Regions from separate parts of the Homo sapiens genome. Here regions 1 and 2 are each linked to region 3. Evidence: read pairs that join two places in POLR2A ChIA-PET (ENCODE). Cell type or tissue: MCF 10A. All regions are shown on one strand. Region 1 has its middle 270 kb from the start of MIR573. Region 2 has its middle 140 kb from the start of MIR573. Region 3 has its middle 200 kb from the start of MIR573.

Region 1 (8,000 bases), 72 kb after region 3:
TGAGGTGTGTATGGTGACAAACGTAAAGAGGCACTCGCTCTCAGCGTCCCACAAGTGCTTCCTTAAATTTTGTGTCCTAGATGTCTCACTTTTGTCTCCATGGCCCAGGCCCTGTTGAATGTGTTAATCTTACATGTATGACTATGCTTGATTTCTACCTGTGTTTGAAATTCCCCCTCAATTTTATTTTGAAAAATTTCAAAGCTACGGAAAAGTTGAAAGAATAGTACAAGAAACACTCTGCATACCTTTTACTTATGATCATCAATAGCTAATACTTTGCCACATTTACTATATCTCTTTCTGTATATATGAATTCAAACTTTGTCCTAATTCACTATAGAAATCATGTTGTAACCTCGATACAACATTCTCATTCCCTTGCCTCTAGTGCTCATAACGTTAAATAGGCTTCCTAAATTCTTAGTCTCAAAATTATGAATTTGGAAGAAAAAGAACAAAAAGAGCAGTAAAAGAACTTTGCTTAAATTTGTTTTTCAAGTTTTAAAACTGCTGCTTGAACCTTGTTTTTAGACTATTAACATACTAACCTATTTAGAATACCCTCAATATAAAATGACCAAAATCTTAAAGGTTAGAAAGTTTTCCTGCATGCTCTCACACCTTCTTTTGCAGAGGAGAGACTTTTTAAAAAAGATAAATTCCCTTGACCATTATTTTTCTGAGATCCTTTCAAAAGTAAATGGGAGTCCAATTACAAATACAATGAGATCATCGTTTTCCAAGTTAGGAATATTCACTGTAAGGGGTGATTTTGCAAATATAATATAGAGGCTATATTATAAATTTGGATATGTCCTCAAATAGAAAGAACTACACACTTGATTTTGGGCTACACTGACAAACTTACAAGGAAAAAAAAATTTCTGATAATCTGAAATGTTTCTAAAAAATAAGGTATCTGTCCTACAAAACGATGATAACATTTGACAGAAGGTTGTATTATTTCAGTGGTATTAGGAATGTTCTCTATGGAAGCCCAGGGAATCTGAGGAGGGGCCTCAGGGCCATCACAGGGGGTGGAGATGGGAGTTAGGGGAACGAGAAGAGCATTGGAAATCCAGGCCACTCACTCATATTCCATTGGAATAGCTCTGAAATGATGTGCTTTATATTGGGCATCTGTCTAAGAATCAGTTTTCATGAAAGTGTTCTAAAGCTAAAAAGAAATAGTTTGGAAACCATAGCATTAGTGAGTAGAAGAGAAATAGGAAACATTTATCCAGCAATCTTGGTTGGCAGTGAGAAGTGAAAGCTGTCAACTCAAAGGGTGGGAGAGGTCAGAAAAACCACGAAAGGCAGAAACACAACTGAAAAGCTATCTGGGAGTAGCAAGCAGGATCAAACACCCATACATACCCTAAGGCCGTGGTTCCTAAACTCCAGTGATTCCTGGTCCTTAACCCAGACATTCTGATTCAGTAGATCTGGGGAGGGGCTCAGGAGTCTGGTTTTTTAATTGTCACCCTAGGCTGCACAGAAAAAATTGCCCTCAAGTCATGTTTACATCATAGAACATTACCATATTTGGTGTTGATAAAGATGACCAGAGGTGTAAAGAAAATATTAAATTCAGTTTCATAGAATGTAACCCTTTTTCAAATTCAGGGAAATTTTAGAATGATTTCCTTCCAAAATGCTTAAAATAGAAAGTTATCTCGAATAACAGGGGGAAAAGACAGACAATAGTAATAAAGTATTATTAGTAATAATATTAGTAATGATATTAGTAATAAAGTACTATTAGTAATATAGTAATAAAAGACAGACAAATGTAATAGTCACATTACAGTGTGGGTTTACTAAGTCTGATAAGAGAGGTACACACCAAGGGAGCCGAGAGGGTGCTCCTGTCTGGTTGGACACTGTAATGAACTCTTGGAAGAGAGAGCTTCCTAGTGGTACTGCGTGGCTTAATGGGATATTCACAGGCTGTGGAGTCAGACAGGCCTGGGTTTGAATCATGACTCTCCTGTTGTAGAATCTCAGAAAAATGACCTAATCTTTTTAAGCTGGGTCTTCTTCATAAAGTCCAAATAAAGACTAAATTAGATGATGTGTGAAAAGTACTGAGCACAGGGCAGTAAGATGATAGATGCTCAAGTGGCTGTCATTAAAATAAATGTCTGTGATTATATTTATTTAAGAAGGACCTTCAGATAGGCAGGCTTTCAGGAAGAGTGGGATAACAGTGTGTTTATTAGTTTTGGTTTAGGCAGGAAAAGGGAGGCAAAAGAGTACCCCGAAAAAGCGGGACAGCATAACCAAACCTTGAGGTAAGGGATGATTTATGCTTTTGTGCATAGTTCAGTGTTTCCAAAGTGTTGTTCGTGTAGAAGATTCTAGATCATACAAGTATTTTACAAATATTAACTAATGTAATCTTCATAGTGACTCTATGAAGTAGGTATTGTTTATTTAACAGAAGGCTAAGGCACAGAGAAGTTAAGTAACTTGCGCAAGATCACACAGCTAGTAGTGGCACAGCCAGGATTTGAACACATTCAGCATCTGTATTGCTAATAACTATGCTAGGCTATTTTAATAATAATGACTTATGCTAATTAGTGTGTACTAGGAAGCTATAACTAGCACAGGAAAACAATGATTTTTACAGATATTGTTGCCCAGAATAACAGTAAAGTTTTAAAAAGTAACTTGATTTAAAATAAATCATATACAATGAATAATAGTGGTCATATCATGAAATGTGACAAAAATCCTGTAGGTGTTCCCCAGATGAGTTTGGCCTGGGAAGTTCTGGGACAGTGGAAGACAGTGGCAAGGATAGATTGGGGCTACCATGGGAGACTACTGCCTCCAAATAATTGTTGTGTGAAACAACAAGAAATCCTGTACATTCTGAGGGAGAAGCCAGTAGGTGTATTGTAGGGTAGGAGGCTTACAGAAGGAAAGACTGTAGCTTGATGAGTGAGTTCTCTCCCATTTCCTGCATTCTATTGCAAAGGGGCAAAAACCTCCCCTTGACCTGACCTGGACTTCTGAATGGCCAGCCTGAGACCTGTGCTATTTGGAAGTTATTTAGTTTTTTCCTCCTCCTCTTTCTCCATCCCTTCTCCTTCCTCTTCCTTCTTTTCTCTTCTTTTGCCTCTTCCCACCTCCTTCTTTTTATTGTGCATGAGGACAGATTTCAAAGAGTGCATGCCCCCAAAATGCAAATGCCTGTTGCAAATCAATGGGAAAAAGAGTTTAATACTGTAGATGGCATTTTAATTTACCTTCAGTTTTTCAGGATGACACCTGTGTATCTCTCCTGTATCTCTCCTTGGATATGGTCAGAAAAACCTAAAAGCTCAGATAATCCTAAGCCAATCCATGCTTAGGCTTTTAAATTTGCAGATTTACCTTCCTATCAACTTATTTGAAGCTAACATTAAGATGAGTTTGCCTTCCCTGAGCAAATGAGCACAGGTGTTAGTCCAGAAATTGCAGGAAACCAGAATGTAACCAGCCACACCGGGCAAGGAATGGTGTGATAATTACAGAGTTCCTCGAGCCTGGGTGTGGCGTGCCTGCCCTGCAGGCTCTACATCTGCAGTGTTCTGCCCATGTTACACCTGGTCCTCATATCTAGAGACAACCAGTCTCCTTATCTAGTCCTGCCCATTTCCACTGTCTCATCCTGAGGACGAGCATCATACTCTATTCTTTTTGCCTCTCTGTTCCCACCGTTTAGTGCTGTCCTTGACATAGGGTGTGCATTCAATAAATGAACTTCTGCCCGTTGGTTAATGAGTGATATCAATAATTGCATACTTCTCTATGTAGATTATGGTTTAAGGAATATGTATTGAGCACTTACTATGGGCTAGGTATTGTGCTAGGGGCTTTTGTACTATTTGAATCTTACAGCAACCCCCTTCACCTGTCATCAATGGGGAAATTGAGGCTTAGGGACGTAGTATAGTTTAACCAAAGTCACACACACTTGGCTCGGCATGATTCAAGCCCAGATATCCCCACGTTCAGACTCAGTTCTCTGATTTCTTTATGTCATGTTTCCCTGCCTTGCAAAAACATTGAGTGAGTTTCTCCTCCCACTGTTAACCTGGGGTTTCCTCCCAACCGATTCCCCGGGATCTCACTCTCAACCCTCAAGTTGAAGGAAAGTTCCTCCTTCTCTGACTGTAAACAGAGAATTCTGTCTTCATGGCGCGAGACCCTGAGTGTCATCAAATGCCACTGCCCACAGTGAGTCCAGGAACGGAAGCCGCTTTTGGAGTTTCCAGCAGGGGCTGGCTGTGAAACAACCACGGGCAAGGCCTGTGTATGTGTCCTGAACGCGGCCTCACAGATTAAAATAGTCGTCACGGTGACCAGAAAATTGGATTGGTTAAACCTTCTGGTTTTAGATTGTTTTTGGAGAGTGAATAACTCTATGATTTTTACTTGTCACAGGCTAAAATGAAAAAAAAAAGTAGGAGTGCAACTTCATAGCTATTTTTCTTTCCTGTATGTTCATAGTGGTTATTTATATCTGGGAAGTTTCCACTGGGATTTAGTTCAGGATATAGACTTGGCAGGGTGGCTTCTGCACTCTGTGGTGACATTTGACAGACTGCAGGCAAAGCAGGATGGATTTCTCATGTCTAGATGGAAGGATCTGAGGGCAAAGTGTTGGGATTGGACTGTATTATAAAATGGATTTATGGATCTGAATCCAAAAGTGGCTCATTGCCTGTCAATATGAGATCTGTATCAATAACGTTTGATAAATTAGGCCTCCCGACCCTTTGCTCTGTTTGCTTTATCAACTCTACTCGGCAATAACAATAAAAGACTCCAGGTGGTGTATTTGGAGTGGCTTACTGAGCTTGCCATGTGCATTCCTGACCTTAGGGCCCAGCTCTGTGATCCTGCACATGTTATAACCCCCAGAAGGGCACTGCTGTGCCTGACTTCCTCCCCAGAATTAGACGTTCCCCTGCTAAGCTGCATTTCAATATCAGCCTCATGCATTAACCTTGAAACGCTGTGCCCATGATGTAGGTAGCGTCTTCATTTTCCAGATGAAGAAATTAAGACACTGAGAGGTTAAATGAGCTGCCCAAGGCCACACAGTAAATCTCGAATACAGCTGGGTTCCAGATAAAGGTGTCATGGTCGCTGGGGGAGGGTATGACACTTTCGTTCTCTGTAGTTACAGACTAAAAGGAGCTGAATTTGCACAAAGCTTGCTGATAATACACTTTTTTTTTTCCAGAGGTGGTGTGTCTGCTGTCTTATCTCCAACTCTTGGGGGAAGCAGTCCATGTCCCTGTGTAAGAAATACAGGGTTCTCACGCCTGTAATCCCAGCATTTTGGGAGTCCGAGGTGGGCAGATCACGAGGTCAGGAGATCGAGACCATCCTGGCTAACACGGTGAAACTCCGTCTCTACTAAAAATGCAAAACAATTAGCCGGGCGTGGTGGCGGGCGCCTGTAGTCCCAGCTACTTCGGAGGCTGAGGCAGGAGAATGGCGTGAACCCGGGAGGCGGAGCTTGCAGTGAGCCGAGATAACGCCACTGCACTCCAGCCTGGGCGACAGAGCGAGACTCCATTTCAAAAAAAAGAAAAAAGAAAAAAGAGAAAGAAATACAGGGTTCTCTTGGGTTTTGGCAGATAATATGCTTTGTTTAGTCTTTGCAGCCGCAGACCAAGGGTGAAGACTTTCTTCATCCCATAAATGCTGGCCTTTATGGAATGGTTCTTATAATGCCACAGATATCTTTTGGAAAGGGAAGGGAAACTCTGTGCCCAGCCAGATCGATATTAGGTGGGGGAAAGCAGGGCAGTGGGGACGCTGTTGACAGAAACAGAAGACCAGTTCTTCCCCCAAAAGTGCTTACATTTTAGTTGGTGGGAATGAGTGAATGCCAATTTGTATCACCAAATCTCTTCATTTGTGGGCTGTAGAACTCTATGGTAGGTGAAATGGGCCCTGCAACTCCATTCACAGGCTCACAGCTGCAGCACAATAATAACGAATGATTGCAATGTGCCAAATCCACACACTGCATACACTTACCCAGCCAATCCTGGCAACTACCTCGAGTGTGTTTCACAAAAGTCTTTGGAATTGGCAATATGTGTGTGCGCCACTTGGGGTTGAGATATAATTCTTAGTGTATAGCTGATCTCTTTGGCGTAAATTATGCTGCTCTTTTCCTTTTGAGTGTCTTCTGAAATTTTGAATTAAAATTCTCTTTACTCTATCATCATAATGATGATAAGCTGGAATAGAAAACCAAAGGGATAATTATCTGGTGAAATATAGCAAAACATTTACGAACCGGAAGTAAACGGAGTTTTATCATATTATCTGGAGCAAACTTTTTTTGAAAAAAAATTTGTGGCTGAAAATTTAAAGTATATCATGGAAGCATACTGATATTTCTAGTTTCTTGCCTTAGCATAGATGATACAATGAGGATAACTCAATTTCCCCTTTTGTAGAGCCTCAGGGGGTTATCATTCCAAAGACCAGACTTTTTTCTTTTTGGGGGGTGGTGGGTCGAGAGGATGTAGGGCATTAGAGAACTGATGATTTTTAGCTTGAAATTTTTGATAATAGTTTATTTCAAATACAGTGAGTTGAGGAGCACAGTTTTCACAATCTCACTCTCTTTCTTCTGCACCCAATCCATATGCTCCAAGACTCAAGGAAGAAAGACAATTTTACCTGAAAATACTGTTGGAAGTGTAGATCTCCCCAGAGAGTCAGATCTAATTGGTTTGGCGTGGCTCTAGCAATCTTTGCTTTTGATAAGCACACTGTGCTTTCCTAGCAAGCACCCAACATGTGTATTGCAATCTTCATTTCTTACAGGCTGGATTCTGTGGCTCACACTTTGAGAAACCATGTCAGAGGCAGAAAAGCAGGCTCTAGAGCAGGTTCCCCATGGAGCAGGAGAAGGAGTTTGTGTTTAGAAGAACCCAGCTCCCGGAAGATGGTTCCGTGGGTGACGTGGTGGTGACTTTTAGTCAATGACCAACTAGTGTTACAATCTCACAGAAAATTTAAACCTTACATCTTACCCCAAATTTGTTTACAAATATTTATTTATTTAATTAAATTCATTAATTTATTTTTGACAGGGTCTGGCTGTGTCACGCAGGCTGGAGTGCAGTGGTTTCATGACAGCTCACTATAGCCTTGAACCTTCCAGGCTTAAGCGATCCTCCCATCTCAGCCTCCTGAGTAGCTGGGGCTACAGATAGGCACCACCACGCCCGGCTAATTTTTGTAGAGAGGGGGTTTCACCATGTTGCCCAAGCTGGTCTTGAACTCCTGGGCTCCAGTGCTCCGCCTGACTCAGCCTCCAAAAGTGCTGGGATTGTAGGTGTTTCCCCAGGCACAAACATTTATTGAAGACATTTCTTTGGGATCCCAGGATCTGAATGAGAAACAGCACAATATGAATTACAGGGAAATGCATTTATTGTGAGAGCTGTTTTTTTATAGTAGGAAGAATTTATTTCATGCCAATAATATATTATTTGATTGATATTATTGAATTATAGGAAATATATGAATATTATTTGATTGATCTTAACAGATTACAGGAAATCTATGAGACAAAAACACCAGAAAATGATTACATTAGAATTATCCATCTAGCCATTTGTGTACCAGAAAAACAAGCATTATTTAAAATCGTTGCTGATTCTGTCAAATGGAGAAATTATTCATAGAGAGCATTTTCATTACTTTCAAAACAACAACAGTACTAGGACCAAGCATAAGTGTGTGTGTGTGTGTGTGTGTGTGTGTGTGTGTGCACATGGCTTTCAGGTACATATCAGCAAACAAACCATGTACTAATAATAAAACAACAAATAGCAGCAATTTAATTAAGCACTATTTATGTCAAAGTATCTGAATAGGGATATGATTACAAAATTATATGTAAAAATTTGAGGCAAAGAGGAGATATTTTTCTTTTCTTGTATTCAACTCCACATTCTGCCATTGTC
Region 2 (8,000 bases), 62 kb before region 3:
TTAGTCATGAAGTCTTTGCCCATGTCTATGTCCTGAATGGTATTGTCTAGGTTTTCTTCTAGGGTTTTTTATGGTTTTAGGTCTTACATTTAAGTCTTTAATCCATCTTGAGTTAATTTTTGTATAAAGGTATAAGAAAAGGGTCCAGCTTCAGTTTTCTGCATATGGCTAGCCAGTTTTCCCAACACCATTTATTAAATAGGGAATCCTTTCCCCGTTGCTTGTTTTTGTCAGATTTGTCAAAGATCAAATTTTGTCAGATGTGTGGCGTTGTTTCTGAGGCCTCTGTTCTGTTCCATTGGTCTATGTATCTGTTTTGGAACCAGTACCATGCTGTTTTGGTTACTGTAGCCTTGTAGTATAGTTTGAAGTCGGGTAGCATGATGCCTCCAGCTTTGTTCTTTTTGCTTAGGATTGTCTTTGCTATACGGGCTCTGTTTGGTTCCATATGAAATTTAAAGTAGTTTTTTCTAATTTTGTGAAGAAAGTCAATGGTAGCTTGATGGGAATAGCATTAAATCTATAAATTACTTTAGGCAGTATGGCCATTTTCACAATATTGATTCATCCTATCCATGAGCATGGAATGTTTTTCCATTTGTTTGTGTCCTCTCTTATTTCCTTGAGCAGTGGTTTGTAGTACTCCTTGAAGAGGTCTTCACATCCCTTGTAAATTGGATTCCTAGGTATTTTATTCTCTTTGTAGCAATTGTGAATGGGAGTTCATTCATGATTTGGCTCTCTGTTTGTCTATTATTGGTGTATAGGAATGCTTGTGATTTGTGCACATTGACTTTGTAGCCTGAGAATTTGCTGAAGTTGCTTATTAGCTTAAGGAGATTTTGGGCTGAGACGATGGAGTTTTCTAAATATGCAATCATGTCATCTGCAAACAGAGACAATTTGACTTCCTTTCTTCCTATTTGAATACCCTTTATTTCTTTCTCTTGCCTTATTGCCCTGTCCAGAACTTCGAATACTATGTTGAATAAGAGTGGTGAGAGAGGGCATCCTTGTCTTGTGCCGGTTTTCAAAGAGAATGCTTCCAGCTTTTGCCCATTCAGTATGATATTGACTGTGGGTTTGTCATAAATAGTTCTTATTATTTTGAGATACATTCTGTCAATACCTAGTGTATTGAGAGTTTTTAGCATGAAGGGGTGTTGAATTTTATCGAAGGCCTTTTCTGCATCTATTGAGATAATCATGTGGTTTTTTCATTGGTTCTGTTTATGTGATGGATTATGTTTATTGATTTGCATATGTTGAACCAGCCTTGCATCCCAGGGATGAAGCTGACTTGATCATGGTTGATAAGCTTTTTGATGTGCTTCTGGATCCAATTTGCCAGCATTTTATTGAGAATTTTCGCACTGATGTTCATCAGGGGTATTGGCCTGAAATTTTCTTTTTTTGTTGTGTCTCTGCCAGGTTTTGGTGTCAGGATGATGCTTGCCTCATAAAATGTGTTAGGGAGGAGTCCTTCTTTTTCTGTTGTTTGGAATAGTTTCAGAAGTAATGGTACCAGCTCCTCTGTGTACCTCTGGTACAATTTGGCTGTAAATCCTTCTGGTCCTGGGCTTTTTTTGGTTGGTAGGCTATCAATTTCTGCCTCAATTTCAGAACATGTTATTGGTCTATTCAGGGATTCGGCTTCTTCCTGGTTTAGTCTTGCGAGGGTGTATGTGTCCCAGAATTTATCCATTTTTTCCAGATTTTCTAGTCTATTTGCGTAGAGGTGTTTATAGTATTCTCTGATGGTAGTTTGTATTTCTGTGGGATCAGTGGTGATATCCTCTTTATCATTTTTATTGTGTCTATTTGAGTCTTCTCTCTTTTCTTCTTTATTAGTCTGGCTAGTGGTCTATCTATTTTGTCAATCTTTTCAAAAAACCAGCTCCTGGATTCATTGAGTTTTTGAAGGGGTTTTTGTGTCTCTGTCTCCTTCAGTTTTGCTCTGATCTTAGTTATTTCTTGCCTTTTGCTAGCTTTTGAATTTGTTTGCTCTTGCTTCTCTAGTTCTTTCAATTGTGATATTAGGGTGTCGATTTTAGATCTTTCCTGCTTTCTCCTGTGGGCATTTAGTGCTATAAATTTCCCTCTAAACACTGCTTTAGCGGTGCCCCAGAGATTCTGGTACGTTGTGTCTCTGTTCTCATTGGTTTCAAATAACGTATTTATTTCTTCCTTAATTTTGTTATTTACCCCCCAGTAGTCATTTGGGAGCAGGTTGTTCAGTTTCCATGTAGTTGTGCAGTTTTCGGTGAGTTTCTTAATCCTGAGTTCTAATTTGATTGCACTGTGGTCTGAGAGACTGTTTGTTATGATTTCTGTTTGCATTTGCTGAGGCATGTTGTACTTCCAATTATGTGGTCAATTGTAGAATAAGTGCTATGTGGTGCTGAGAAGAATGTATATTCTGTTGATTTAGGGTGGAGAATTCTGTAAATGTCTATTAGGTCTGCTTGGTCCAGAGCTGAGTTCAAGTCCTGAATATCCTTGTTAATTTTCTGTCTCGTTGATCTGTCTAATATTGACAATGGGGTGTTAAAGTCTCCCACTATTATTGTGTGGGAGTCTAAGTCTCTTTATAGCTCTCTAAGAGCTTGCTTTGTGAATCTGGGTGCTCCTGTATTGGGTGCATATATATTTAGGATAGTTAGCTCTTCTTGTTGCATTGATCCCTTTACCATTATGTAATGCTCTTCTTTGTCTTTTTTGACCTTTTTTGGTTTAAAGTCTGTTTTATCAGAGACTAGGATTGCAACCCTTGCTTTTTTTTTTTTTTTTTTTGCTTTCCATTTGCTTGGTAAATATTCCTCCATCCGTTTATTTTGAGCCTATGTGTGTCTTTGCATGTGAGATGGGTCTCCTGAATACAGCACATTGATAGGTCTTGACTCCATCCAATTTGCCAGTCTGTGTCTTTTAATTGGGGCATTTAGCCCATTTACATTTAAGGTTAATATTGTTATGTGTGAATTTGATCCTGTCATTATGATGTTAGCTGGTTATTTTGCCTGTTAGTTGATGCAGTTTTTTCCTAGCATCAATGGTCTTTACAATTTGGTATGTTTTTGCAGTGGCTGGTATCGGTTTTTCCTCTCCATATTTAGTGCTTCCTTCATGAGCTCTTGTAAGGCAGACCTGGTGGTGACAAAATCTCTCAGCATTTGCTTGTCTGTAAAGGATTTTATTTCTCCTTCACTTATGAAGCTTAGTTTGGCTGGATATGAAATTCTGGGTTGAAAATTCTTTTCTTTAAGAATGTTGAATATTGGCCCCCACTCTCTTCTGGTTTGTAGGGTTTCTGCAACTAACAGAGGGATCCACTGTTAGTCTGATGGGCTTCTATTTGTGGGTAACCTGACCTTTTCCTCTGGCTGCCCTTAACATTTTTTCCTTCATTTCAACCTTGGTGAATCTGAAGATTATGTGGCTTGGGGTTGCTCTTCTCGAGAAGTATCTTTGTGGCGTTCTCTATATTTCCTGAATTTGAATGTTGGCTTGTCTTGCTAGTTTGGGAAGTTCCCCTGGATAATATCTGGAAGAGTGTTTTCCAACTTGGTTGCATTCTCCCCATCACTTTCAGGTACAACAATCAAATGTAGGTTTGGTCTTTTCACATAGTCCCATATTTCTTGGAGGCTTTGTACATTCTTTTTCATTGTTTTTTCTCTAGTCTTGTCTTCACACTTTATTTCATTAAGTTAATCTTCAATCTCTGATATCCTTTCTTCTGCCTGATTGATTCGGCTATTGATACTTGTGTATGCTTCACAAAGTTCTCGTGATGTGTTTTTCAGCTCCATCAGGTCATTTATGTTCTTCTCTAAACTGGTTATTCTAGTTAGTGATTCCTCTATCCTTTTTTCAAGGTTCTTAGCTTCCTTGCATTGGGTTAGAACATGCTCCTTTAGCTCGGAGGAGTTTGTTATTACCTACCTTCTGAAACCTACTTCTGTCAATTGGTCAAACTCATTCTCCGTCCAGCTTTTTTCCCTTGCTGGCGAGGAGTTTTGATCCTTCGAAGGAGAAGAGGCATTTTGGTTTCCGGAATTGTCAGCCTTTTTGTGCTGGTTTTTCCTCACCTTTGTGGATTTATCTACCTTTGGTCTTTGATATTGGTGATGTTCAGATGGGCTTTCTATGTGGATGTTCTTTCTGTTGATGTTGATGCTATTCCTTTCTGTTTGCTAGTTTTCCTTCTAATAGGCCCCTCTGCTGCAGGTCTGCTGAAGTTTGCTGGAGGTCCACTCCAGACCCTGTTTGCGTGGGTATCACCAGCTGAGGCTGCAGAATAGCAAAGATTGCTGCCCGTTCCTTCCTCTGGAAGCTTCTTCCCAGAGAGTCAGCCAGCTGGAGCTCTCCTGTATGAGGTGTCTATCAACCCCTGCTGGGAGGTATCTCCCTGTCAGGAGGCATGGGGGTCAGGGACCCACTTGAGGAGGCAGTCTGTCCCTTAGCAGAGCTCAAGCACTGTGCTGGGAGATCTGCTGCTCTCTTCAGAGCCAGCAGCAGGAACGTTTAAGTCTGCCGAAGCTGCGTCCACAACCACCCCTTCCCCCAGGTGCTCTGTCCCAGGGAGATGGGAGTTTTATCTATAAGCCCCTGACTGGTGCTGCTGCCTTTGGAAAAAAGTATTTCTTAAAAAATATTTACAGACACTGACTGTATAGAGAACAAGGTACCTGTCAGTATCATTTTAATGAGTCATACTTGCAAATGGATAACTACATTTAACCTTGTATCAGTTCTAAACAGGGCTTCCGAGCCTACAGATGAGTCACAGTCTACAAATAGTCTACAAACATGTCTAGATACATTTCAGAATTCTTTTTTTCTTACGTAGCAGTTTCCTTTCCATTGGTTTTGGTCCCCAGTTGTTCTCCCTCCTCCCTCCCTTACTTCCTGCCTTTTAAGTTCTGAAAGTTCTTATAAGAACATTAAGGGAAAATTTGAAATAAGAAACCCAAACAATTCTTATTCCTTCATTCTTGCAACACAGCTTTATTTTCCCCCAAGTTTGAGTTATCTTTAAGAGTTTTTTGGTTTGTACGTATAATTTATAATTAAATGATTGCAGTCAAAGTGAACAATTTTATTCAGCTTTGTTTCATGCAATTAGTGACTGTACATTATTTCATTAAGTTAATGTCTACAATTCATGTAGTTTTTTTCTCCATTGTTGAATTTTTAGGTTTTCTCTAAGTTTTTGTTCTTATAATGTCCGACTGAATATTTTTGTTCATATAGCATTTTCTCCTATTATGTAATAAATTCCTAAAAGCAGATTTATTGGGTTAGAAATAATAAATGTTTTTGTGGATTCCAATACATATAATGAATTTGATATTTCTAGGTGAGTGGAAGGAAAGAATGATATAGACTTTTATCTCAATATGGATTGAAGTTCCTAACATTAAGTTGGGTAGTCCAATGAGAACCACAACACAAATGAAGTTTCTTAAATTTCTTTCTAAACTTCTTCAACTACTTTGTACTATAAAAGTGGATTTTTATCTAATCAACCTCAGGTCTACCTAATGATGAAAGAGTTGTATAGCTAATTTAAAACATCTTGGCTATTCAGCAGATAATCTAGACAACAATTAATTCATTCCTGGTACCACGTTATTTGTAGCTATAAACTTTATTCTTTATATTGGTCAACTCTTTCAATTACTTGAGTAACACCACAGTTTAAGGTGAGACTTTGGAAATGAGATTGTAGGATTTTTTTGTGCTAGCAAAACACTTTGTGAACATGAGTTTTAGCTAGATAATGCTGATGTCTTAAGAGCAAGCATTTGGACATGTATTGTCATATCTTGGTTTTGTAGCTGGACGACTATATTTTTATTAGGTGAAAAACAATGACTTCATTTCTTGGGTAATCATTACTGCAGTTGCAGCTAGTTACCTTTTAATAAACAATCAGTGCCTTTCTTTTGTGGTCCTGTGTTTACTTCTAATTTTGGTGCTTTCTTTCCCAGTTCATGGTTAAGTTTGTGGAAAGAGTTGCCACACTCTCCTTAAATCTGAATTATCCATAAGCTCCTGTTCATGCTACCCACTGAAACTGCTCCAGCAATGGTCAATGAGGATTTGTACTGTGAAGCCTAAATGACACATTTTGGCCCGTATCTTACCTGATCTCTGTAGTATTTCACAACTGAGATCACTCCCTTCTTGAAAGCCTCTGCTCCTCAGCTCCCATGACCTCTCTGGCTGACCATTCTGTCTCTGTTTCCTCTTCAGGCTCTGTGTGTCTGCCTCCAAATGTTGATGTCTCCCAATTGTCAGAGCTCCTTCCTCATTTAGCCCAATCTTCTATGGTGATTCCATCCATTCCTTTTTTTTTTTTTTTTAAATCACACAGCTACATGCTGAGTGTTTTCAAATCTCTTCTTCTACCCTTCACTTATGACTTGCTTACTAATCCATGCAGCCTGCTGTTTATTTATAATCATCTTTAATTCTACACATCTCAAATCACTGGCTTTTTGCCCAGATCCACTTGATTTAGGTAACGACACCACTGTCCAGTCAATTACCCAGTCTAGAAACCTGGGAAGGGCTTTAGACGCTCTTCTCATTCACCTCTGTGTAACTGGCCATTAAGACATGTCGATTCTGTTTCTTAACTATCTCTGGAACTTTTTTTCTTTCTGTTTCCATGGATCCTCCCTGGGTTAAACCCGTCAGAATCTCCTAACTGGTATCACTGACTCTCGTCTTGTCTTCCCTCCAATCCTCTGCTTGTTGAAGTCAGAGCAAGCTAAATGACTCCGCTAATTTTACTACTTTCTTGATCTAACCTCTCCATGCCTCCTTTCCCAGTATCATCTACACATCATCCAAAAAGGATGAGGCTGGACTCTTTCCTACAGTAATCAAGGTCTTCCATAATCTGGCATGTGCCATCTCCATGATCATCTTCTTTGATTCCTGATCGTATTCTTTGCTCCAGTGAAGCTCTTCAAGCTCTCTGTTGTTTCTCGTGCCTCCTGCTTCTGTGCCTCTGCATATGTGATTCCCTCTGTCTAGACTGCTCTCTTTATTAGTGAATACTGCCTTTCTTTAAGACACACTTAAAGGTTTTCTTCCTTCTACCCTGAATTTCCACCTTGAGTTACTCCCATGTACTGTGCTCTCAGCTCTCAAAGAGATCTTAAAGGGCAAGATTTATGATTTTGTTTCCCTTTAAATAACATTAATGTCCCATGATTAAAAAAAAAACTATATATTTTATTGTTAAGGATTTAAATAATAGGCCAGGCACGGTGGCTCAGGCCTGTAATCCTAGCACTTCTGGAGGCCGAACAGGCGGATCACCTGAGGTCAGGAGTTCGAGACCAGCCTGGCCAACATGGTGAAACCCTGTCTTTACTAAAAATACAAAATTAGCCAGGTGTGGTGGGGCGCGTCTGTAATCCCAGCTACTTGGGAGGCTGAGGCAGAAGAGTCACTTGAACCCGGGAGGTGGAGATAGCAGTGAGCCGAATCGTGCCATTGCACTCCAGCCTGGGCAAAAAGAGCAAAACTCTTTCTCAAAAAAAAAAAAAAAGAATTTAAATAATAAAGTTCAAAGAAAGAAATAAAACCACACATATGCCCACCACTCACATTTATTTCATCCAGTTTGCTTAAATGTTTATAGATAATTATTTCTTTTTCATAATGGACATCACAGGGCATAGATAAATTTGTGACCTTTTCCAAAGTTAATATATTGTGAAAATTTTCCTGTATTTTCCAAAAACCTAATTATTATTTTATTTTTATATTGATATATAATATTTTACATATTTATGAGGTACATGTGATATTTTGTTACATGCATAGAATGTATAATGATCAGTATTTGACTTATTTGCCTGTTTATCTAATTTCTATGTGTTGGGAACATTTCATGTTCTCTCTTTTAGCTACTTTGAAATATACAATGCATTGTTGCTAACTATAGTCACCCTACTCTGCTATCCAACGTTAGAACT
Region 3 (8,000 bases):
GCTCTGGGAGTGGCTGCCAGGTGAGTTGAACAGTCCGATTTCCAGTGGGGTCCCGCACAGATGGGACAAGGCTTAGGAGGAATCCTGGGCTGCAGGCATTCCTTGGCCTGGTGGTCAGATTTCTGACACTTGTAGCAAGCTCCTGGGGGAGGAGGTTCTAGAGGAACACCTGGCCCCTGCGGTTCAGGCGTTTGGAAGTTCTTGTGTGCTGGAGATGTGGCTGGGGTTTGTCTCACAGTGGAGGCAAGGAATTGCAACTTTTTTCTATTATTGTACACCTTGAAGGCGAGGTTAATTAAATCCTGTTGTGGGGTTTGAGGGCCGGAATTTAATTTTTGGAGTTTTATTTAATGTCGGGAGCAGATTGGGTAATAAAATGTATATTGAGAATAAGATGGCCTTTTGACCTTTTAGGGTCTAGGGCTGTAAAGCGTCTCAGGGTTGCTGGGGAACGAGCCATGAACTGGGCTGGGTTTTTATATTTGATGAAAAAGAGCCTAAACGCTATCTGATTTGGGATAAAGGAAAAGGAGCATTAACCCTGACTATGCCTTTGGCTCCAGCCACCTTTTTAAGAGTAAATTGCTGGGCAGGTGGGGGAGGGCTAGTCAGAGAATGAAACTGTAAGTCGGACCAGGTGTGAGGAGGGGAGGTGATAAAAAGATTACAGGGTGGAGGAGCGGAGGCTGAGGAATTATTGGGACCTAGCTTGGGCTGGCGAGGAGGGGAGAGGTCAGATGGGTCTGTAGAAAAGGAAGATTATAAAGACTCAGCGACGCTTGGGGTTGGGACTGAGGGGACAGGCGGGAGGGAAAGAAGGATGATTTGGGACGAGTTTCACTGGGCACAGAGACTAGGAAGGGACTGATGTGTAAAAGAATGCCTGGACGTCAGGAACCTCAGACCATTTGCCCATTTTACGACAAGAATTATTTAAATCTTGTAGGATGGAAAAATTGAAAGTGCCATTTTCCGGCTATTTGGAACTACTGTCGAGTTTGTATTGGGGTCAAGCGGCATTGCAGAAGAAAATAAGGCATTTAGGTTTTAGGTCAGGTGTGAGTTGAAGAGGTTTTAAGTTTTTGAGAACACAGGCTAAGGGAGAAGGAGGAGGAATGGAAGGTGGAAGCTTATCCATAGTGAAGGGGCAAGCCCAGAGAAAAGAGTAGAGACACGGAGAAGGGGTGGGGGGTTCTTGCCCTCCAGAAAAGCAGAGAAGGGGTTGGGGCATGGAAATAAGGGATTGGGCACAGAGATAAGAGGTTGTGGTGCGGAAATAAGCGACTGGGGGGTTCTTGCCCCCTAGGGAAGCGGGACTTGCCGCTAAGGGTGAAGGAGAAGGGGTTGAGGGGTACTTGCCCCTGCCCCAGGAAAGGCAGAGAAGGGGTAGAGACAAGGAGAGAAGGGGTTGGGGTACTTGCCTCTTCCCCAGAAAAGCAGGACTTGCCGCTAAGGGTGAAGGACCAAGGCAGGCGTCCCTGCGTGGTTTGACACCCTTGAAACGTGGGTGTATAATCACAGAGGCGTCTCTGCAATGATTAAACACCAAGGGAAAGCTGCCTTCCCAGTCCGTGACCGGCGCCAGAGTTTTGGGTCCACGGACAAAACGTGTCTCTTTTGTCTCTACCAGAAAATGAAAGGAATTGAAATTAAGAGAAGAGAGAGATTGAAGTGTAGCGCCAAGATTGAAAGGAGAAAGAGGTTGAGGGATAGTGAGGGAAGCTGGAGAAGAGAGTAAAAAGAGGCCGCTTACCGGATTTGAAATTGGTGAGATGTTTCTTGGGCTGGTCGGTCTGAGGACCTGAGGTCGTAGGTGGATCTTTCTCACAGAGCAAAGAGCAGGAGGATGGGGGATTGATCTCCCAAGGGAGGTCCCCCGATCCGAGTCACGACACCAAACTTCATGCACGTCCGTGTGAAGAGACCACCAAACAGGCTTTGTGTGAGCAACATGGCTGTTTATTTCACCTGGGTGCAGGCGGGCTGAGTCCGAAAAGAGAGTCAGTGAAGGGAGATAGGGGTGGGGCCATTTTATAGGATTTGGGAAGGTAATGGAAAATTACAGTCAAAGGGGGTTGTTCTCTGGTGGGCAGGGGCAGGGGTCACAAGGTGCTCAGTGGGGGAGCTTCTGAGCCAGGAGAAGGAAACTCATGGGGTTAATCACTCAGTTAAGGTGGGGCAGGAACAAATCACAATGGTGGAATGTCATCAGTTAAGGCGGGGCAGGGCCTTTTCACTTCTTTTGTGATTCTTCAGTTACTTCAGGCCATCTGGGCGTATATGTGCAAGTCACAGGGGATGCGATGGCTTGGCTTGGGCTCAGAGGCCTGACATTCAGTGTTCCCAGAAGCTTCTCATCATTTATCTTCAGATGTGCTTGGACAGATAAATGACTTTTTTGACTAGAAAATCTCCCCCATGCTGTATGACTTCAGGGTTTGGTCTGGCCAAAGGCAGCAGAGAGAACTGACTCATTTTGTTTTTCTCTAAGGCCCGGCATGGTTTCTTCCTTCCCAAATGATCTATTTGGGATCCACCAGCAGTTGAGCCACCCAGAATTTATTCAGCAGAGTACCTGAGGTCCAAACCCATGCTCAAAAAAATTGTTTTTTGATGATGGATGATGTGATAGTATATGCTGCTTTTCCGTTATTATACCGAAGACAATGTAGATAATACAATGATATAATTTGACTACACGTGATGAAGTTGCTATTCAAAATATTGTACAGTGCTTACAACATGAGCATGACCAAAGTGGAGAGTGCAGCCAATCATTGTGGATGGCTGTGCAAACAGCTGGTGTCCCAGTAAGCAGTCGTGGGCTAGTATGTGCTAAAAACCTGACTCTCCCAAAAATCATGAAGCCCTGAGTCATAGTGCATGCTGATTTCTGAGGTAGAAACACTCCCACCACTGCCAGCTTCAAGCCACCAATGTGATATCAGTTGGCTTGCATATTTTCTGCAAATTTAACAATCAGCTCTTGCAAAGCCTATGTAAGCCTGTTCCAGCACAACACTGTCTGTAGCAGGAACATACCAGCTTAACATCATCCCTGCACACACACACTCACATACACATGGATACACAGATACATCCAAGAGGTACTTTTCTCTCTCTGAAAAATGTGAAGTTATAAATGACATATAGAAACAACTCAGCTAGGAATAAAGTGTCTGAGGTGTTACCAGATGAACCATCAGGGTTGTCAAGAGAAAAGCTGCAGTTTGACCATTTTCTGCTTCTCCATTGTAGCGAAGCTACAACTCAAGCTTCGTTTTCAAAATGCATTTCTCACCCAGTGCTTTTCTTTTCTTTTTAAAAAATACTCTTCAACTCGGGGGAAAATAATTTTGTACCCCAGCCACCAGTGAAGCTAGCTCAAAAGTCACTAATTTAAAAAACCATTTTCAGATTTGGTATGTGGGCAAAATAAGCGGAGGCTATAATCAGGAAATTCTGCATAAGAGCAAATGGATTTGAGGCGATTTTAACTCGGTGGGTAACGAATTCTACAGCATTATAGCTGGAATAATTCCTTGCAAGCCTTCTTGGGGAAGCTATGTTCTAAAAATGGTTGATGCTTCTATTAGGTCAGTGTTCTCCATTAATCCATGATCTATTTTAGAAGAAAAAACAATCCCATGTAGCCCGTGAGATTTTTGATTTGAGCACTTCGGTCAGAGGCCGATTATTTCTTTTTTACGAACAAGTCCAGAGTTGCTCCTTGCAAGTGAAGTCCTTACAAAGAATTCTAATAGGCATCCTGCTGAGTTGTTGTCTGTTCTTAAGTCTCTTTTCATTTGAATTGGAAAGAAATAGCAGTCAGCTGAAATACTGGTCTCTGGCAGTGCCCTTTGCAGAGCTAAAGAATAGCAACCAACGTCCATCATCACACATTATGACTAAATCATTTCAGTCAAGTTGCATGTAGCAGATAGATGGTGATTTTCACATTCTGCAGCTTCTGACAAATATTGCCTTATCCATCCGTAAACATCTCTATTGGTGCCTCTCTGGGTTCTGGAAAAGTAGTTCCGGCAGGGTAGCGCTGCGAAGAAATTAAAGTCAGACAAATACTTGTATCATCCTTTTTTGCTTTGATTTCTTTACATATCAAAATTAGTTTCTGATTCCCAGTTGGGAGACAATAATACAGTAGCTCCTAGTGGAAAACCTGTCTTCAGTTATATTTAGCAGGGAAATGAGTCAAACTATTGAGAGACTGCCAGCTTCATCATTATAGGATTATGCATTTTAATAGGACACAAGTTCGCAGGCCTTTGGGTGTGTTAGTTGCGTCATACGCATTTTATTTTTCCAAGCATCCTGAGGCTTGGAATCTACCTAGTTTTTAAAAGCCAGGTGTTGGGTGACCTTTGTTTCTTTTTGCTTCATTTTAATCACTTGATCCTTCTTACACGGTATCATTGAGGATGAGGGAATCGACACCGGCAAATTTAATTTGAAGGGCACCTCTATTTTGGAAGCTTTACAGGATGACTTAGCAGAGAAATTTCCTCTTCTTAGGCGCTGCTTAGATAATTCAGGCTTGCACGAAGAGGAGTCAGGCCCTACACTTGCAACTCTTCATTAGTGCAGCTGGGACTCGGTGAGAGAAAACGGGGACCTGGATATCTTCTTGGACTTGTAAGGCTAATTTTTGGAAACTGCCAAAATAGTTTAGTCATTTCAGAGGACCGTAAGGGCAGGCTTTCTGGGAGCCATTTTCCAGCTGTTGACCTTGTTTGCACAATTTCGATTATTTTCAAAATAATAAAAAGGTATTCAGAAGTTTATTACCCGGCTTCCTATGGTGTTCTGTATATGTTTCTCGTGAATCGAATCTGTAAGAGGGTCTCCTAGGAGTGGTGTTTTTATGTAAAGCTTTTGCACACACACCCAAGAAGAGCTTCACTGAACTTTTTGCAAGAGAGACACCTGTTTACTGGCTTCGGCATCAAAATTCATTTCTCTGTTTTTATATAAGGATGGTCTTTGTTTTCAAAGGACATTCGTTACCCGTTAAAATACTGTATTTTCAAGTTCCTGATGCTTAAACATATTTAGGAAATGTCAAAAAGAGCAAAAACCAAGTCTTCATTTTAAATGCATTGCTTTACGGAGAAAAGGGGGAGTAAGAGAAGGAGTGTGTGTATCATGATTAATATTGAATGCTAAGGTTGTTTACTTTCCTTTGGACTTGGCCAAGTAAATGTAAATCTGGTAGAATAGAATCCATGAGGCATATAATTAATGGTGTGGTGTTTATTTCCTGTGAAGAAACTATATCATTTATTCTAGAATAAAAAAGGAGATACAAACTTTTCTTCCTTCTTGTGATGTGAAACAGAAGATAGATGGTAATTTTAGAAAACATTGCTTAAACCTCCAGGAAACAAAATGTCTCAGGAAGGTTTAAGAGCATTGTGGCAGTGATTCACAGCAAGTACAGATTTTCAAAGGAAATCTACTAGTTAGAAATTTAAGTTTACAAAATAAATGAAGAAATCTCTCTAGTATTCTTTTAAATGGTCCCTTCTCCTCTTGCACCATTCAATTCAGTGTTAGCTATTCTGGTTGTCTGATGTCGGTATTTTCTGCAGTCCTTGTCTTCTATAATGTGAGGCACACCTGTGTCTAGTATGACTCTTAGAAGGCAATTGTCTTTCTTTTTAATGAGCCAGCTTTTTGAGCAACAAATATGAAGAAGAAGGAAAAAAATGACTATGAAATCAGAAACATTCCTGTGGACAGAAAGAGGTACTTTAGAGAAAGGTAACATATCCCTCTTATAGTGAATTCAACTCATTCTGCAACAGCGTAATAGGAGGAAAAAATTTCTTGGAGACCCCGCATGTTTGCCTTGAGTTATGAGTATCAATAACATTAGCCGTAACTGCAGAGAGAACCGTTAGTTGTATGAACATATAATTCTATCAAAAAGTAAAGCTCACTAAGCTACTTGGGGAAAACAGTGTCTACAGTAATGAGTCACCAAAACTCACTGTGTTATGTTAAAAGCCCGTGTTCAACCCATTTATTGTTTTTTTCCTTTTTAATTTCATGGAGTGTTTCCTGGGTCTTGCCTTATGGCCCAAGCTAACTAAGGAGATCCACGTGGCATTTCATGAACCCTCATTTATTCATACTTTGTTCATAGTCTATCTTTCTTGACACTTCTCTGTTTTCATAATGAAGCAACTCTCATCTCAGGACAAAGTTGGTCTTTTCTCAAATGAATGAGTTTCTTTATTTTTATTTTTTGAGGTAGGGTCTCACTCTGTCACCCAGGCTGGAGTACAGTTGAATTGTATAACCATGGCTCATTGTAGCCTCGAACACCTTGGCTCAAGGGATCCCCCCACCTCAGGCTCTGAGTAGCTGGGACGACAGGCATGCACCACACACAGCTAATTTTTTAACTGTTTGTAGAGACAAGGTCTTGCTATGGTGCCCAGGCTTGTCTGGAACTCCTGGCCTCAAGTGATCCTCCTGCCTCTGCCTCCCGAAGTGTGGGATTACAACCGTAAGCCACCGCACTCAGCCGAGTTTCTTTATTTTTTATCTCTTCTTGTTTCTTTTCTGCTCCCAATTCATTTTGTTTGTTTGTTTGTTTGTTTCTCTTTTTGGTCCTGGAGATCTCCCTGTTATCCTCCAACTACAGAAATAGTATTCATTCTTGAAGGTGAGGTTCACATCCTACCTTGTCTGGGAAATTCTTCAAACTTTACTGGCTGTGTCATTAATTTGGCACAGCCAGTTGTATTTTGTTATCTGTTTTTTGTTTGTAAAATCACCAACCAGATTGGAGGTTCTTGAGAGCAGGCATTCAGGGGCCCCCAAATTATACATCGTTGGCTTTATCAGTATTTGCCATTCAATTTATAAAAAGGCTATTCTGATAATATCAGAGACAAAGAAAGGACATAAGGCTGATTTAGGCGATAGCCTGGTAATACTTTTCTGTGCTTTTTTCAGTGCTTAAAAAAATGCTGCATATGGTTTATTGGCACTTTGATGATGCCCGACTAAGAATAGGCATTCTCATGAAACTGTCCGCAGGAATGCTTATAGCTTTCTTTGGAGAAGTTATCACTTATTCTGAACTAAGCAAGTCACCCCAAAATAGCAGAGTGAAAGTACTTACTTTGCCTTTTCTGATGTTCCTTTGGATCTTGGATTGCTCAATTTGGTTAATTCATTTTGTTCCTTCTAGTCTACCTGAATGAACTTCAAGCCAAAGAATTTTAAATGTTTTCACAGATGGTCTCAGAGACCTTAGAAACAGCTTGTGTCATTTCACATTCCATCATTTCACAGATAAAGAAATTGAGGCCCGGAGAAACAGTCATATGTGCAGGCTGGTCTTGGCTTCTTAGTACCCTGCCAGCTCAGTGCTTTCGTCACTATACCAAGTGGTCGCCTGTCATTAGCTACCTGCATTTTTCTATTTACTGTACTTCATTTGACAAATCATTAAAAATAGATAGCACAACACTGGCTTCAGGACTAATCTTTGAGCGGCCCCATTATTTTTAGCTTCCCATGTGGAGAACTGGCTATTTATTCCTGGGCTTTGGTTCCTCTCAGTTAAGAAGGCTTTAATCACGACAGAACTTCACCTTTTACCCCATAGTTACCGACTTGCCTGCCTGGCCTTAATAGCCTCCTATGAGAGAGACCTTCTCAACAGCCTTTAGAAAGTCTAAATAAATTATGCCCACAGATTCCTTTTTATCTGCTGTTTTTAGCACACAATTTTCCCAAACAAAAAACCAGGCCAGAGGGCACGTTCGTCTTGGTAGGTGCTTTGAAATGCCTTGCTGTGGAATTTATTCTTGTGCTTGCGTATAGGTGGATGCTTGTCTGGGTTCGGGGCTGGGGCTGTGGAGAACAGCAGCCACAGCTCTGAAGTGAAAAAAAATCCAGCCCTACAACTGATTTCTCTGTCTACAAGATGCCAGGTGACCAGTTCCACTGCAATTTTTTAGGGC

Evidence for each region. Peaks named below come from ENCODE experiments on the same cell type or tissue, not always from the same donor. Only the 100,000 strongest peaks of a DNase experiment are listed, where the experiment ranks them.
Region 1: POLR2A ChIA-PET joins it to region 3 with 6 read pairs; 2 of 35 experiments call an interaction of 5 or more read pairs at or near these places.
Region 2: POLR2A ChIA-PET joins it to region 3 with 8 read pairs; 2 of 35 experiments call an interaction of 5 or more read pairs at or near these places.

The regions. Positions count from the first base shown.
Region 1 is chr4:24,245,730-24,253,729 of GRCh38, reverse strand. It overlaps a transcript of PPARGC1A not described here. Among named protein-coding and RNA genes, the nearest start is that of MIR573, 270 kb to the left of the region's middle. In MCF 10A, no CTCF peak of the experiment used is centred here; no DNase peak of the experiment used is centred here.
Region 2 is chr4:24,379,352-24,387,351 of GRCh38, reverse strand. It overlaps a transcript of PPARGC1A not described here. Among named protein-coding and RNA genes, the nearest start is that of MIR573, 140 kb to the left of the region's middle. In MCF 10A, no CTCF peak of the experiment used is centred here; a DNase peak (open chromatin) is centred at 4,781.
Region 3 is chr4:24,317,617-24,325,616 of GRCh38, reverse strand. It overlaps a transcript of PPARGC1A not described here. Among named protein-coding and RNA genes, the nearest start is that of MIR573, 200 kb to the left of the region's middle. RefSeq lists an enhancer at 3,345-4,144. In MCF 10A, no CTCF peak of the experiment used is centred here; a DNase peak (open chromatin) is centred at 4,256.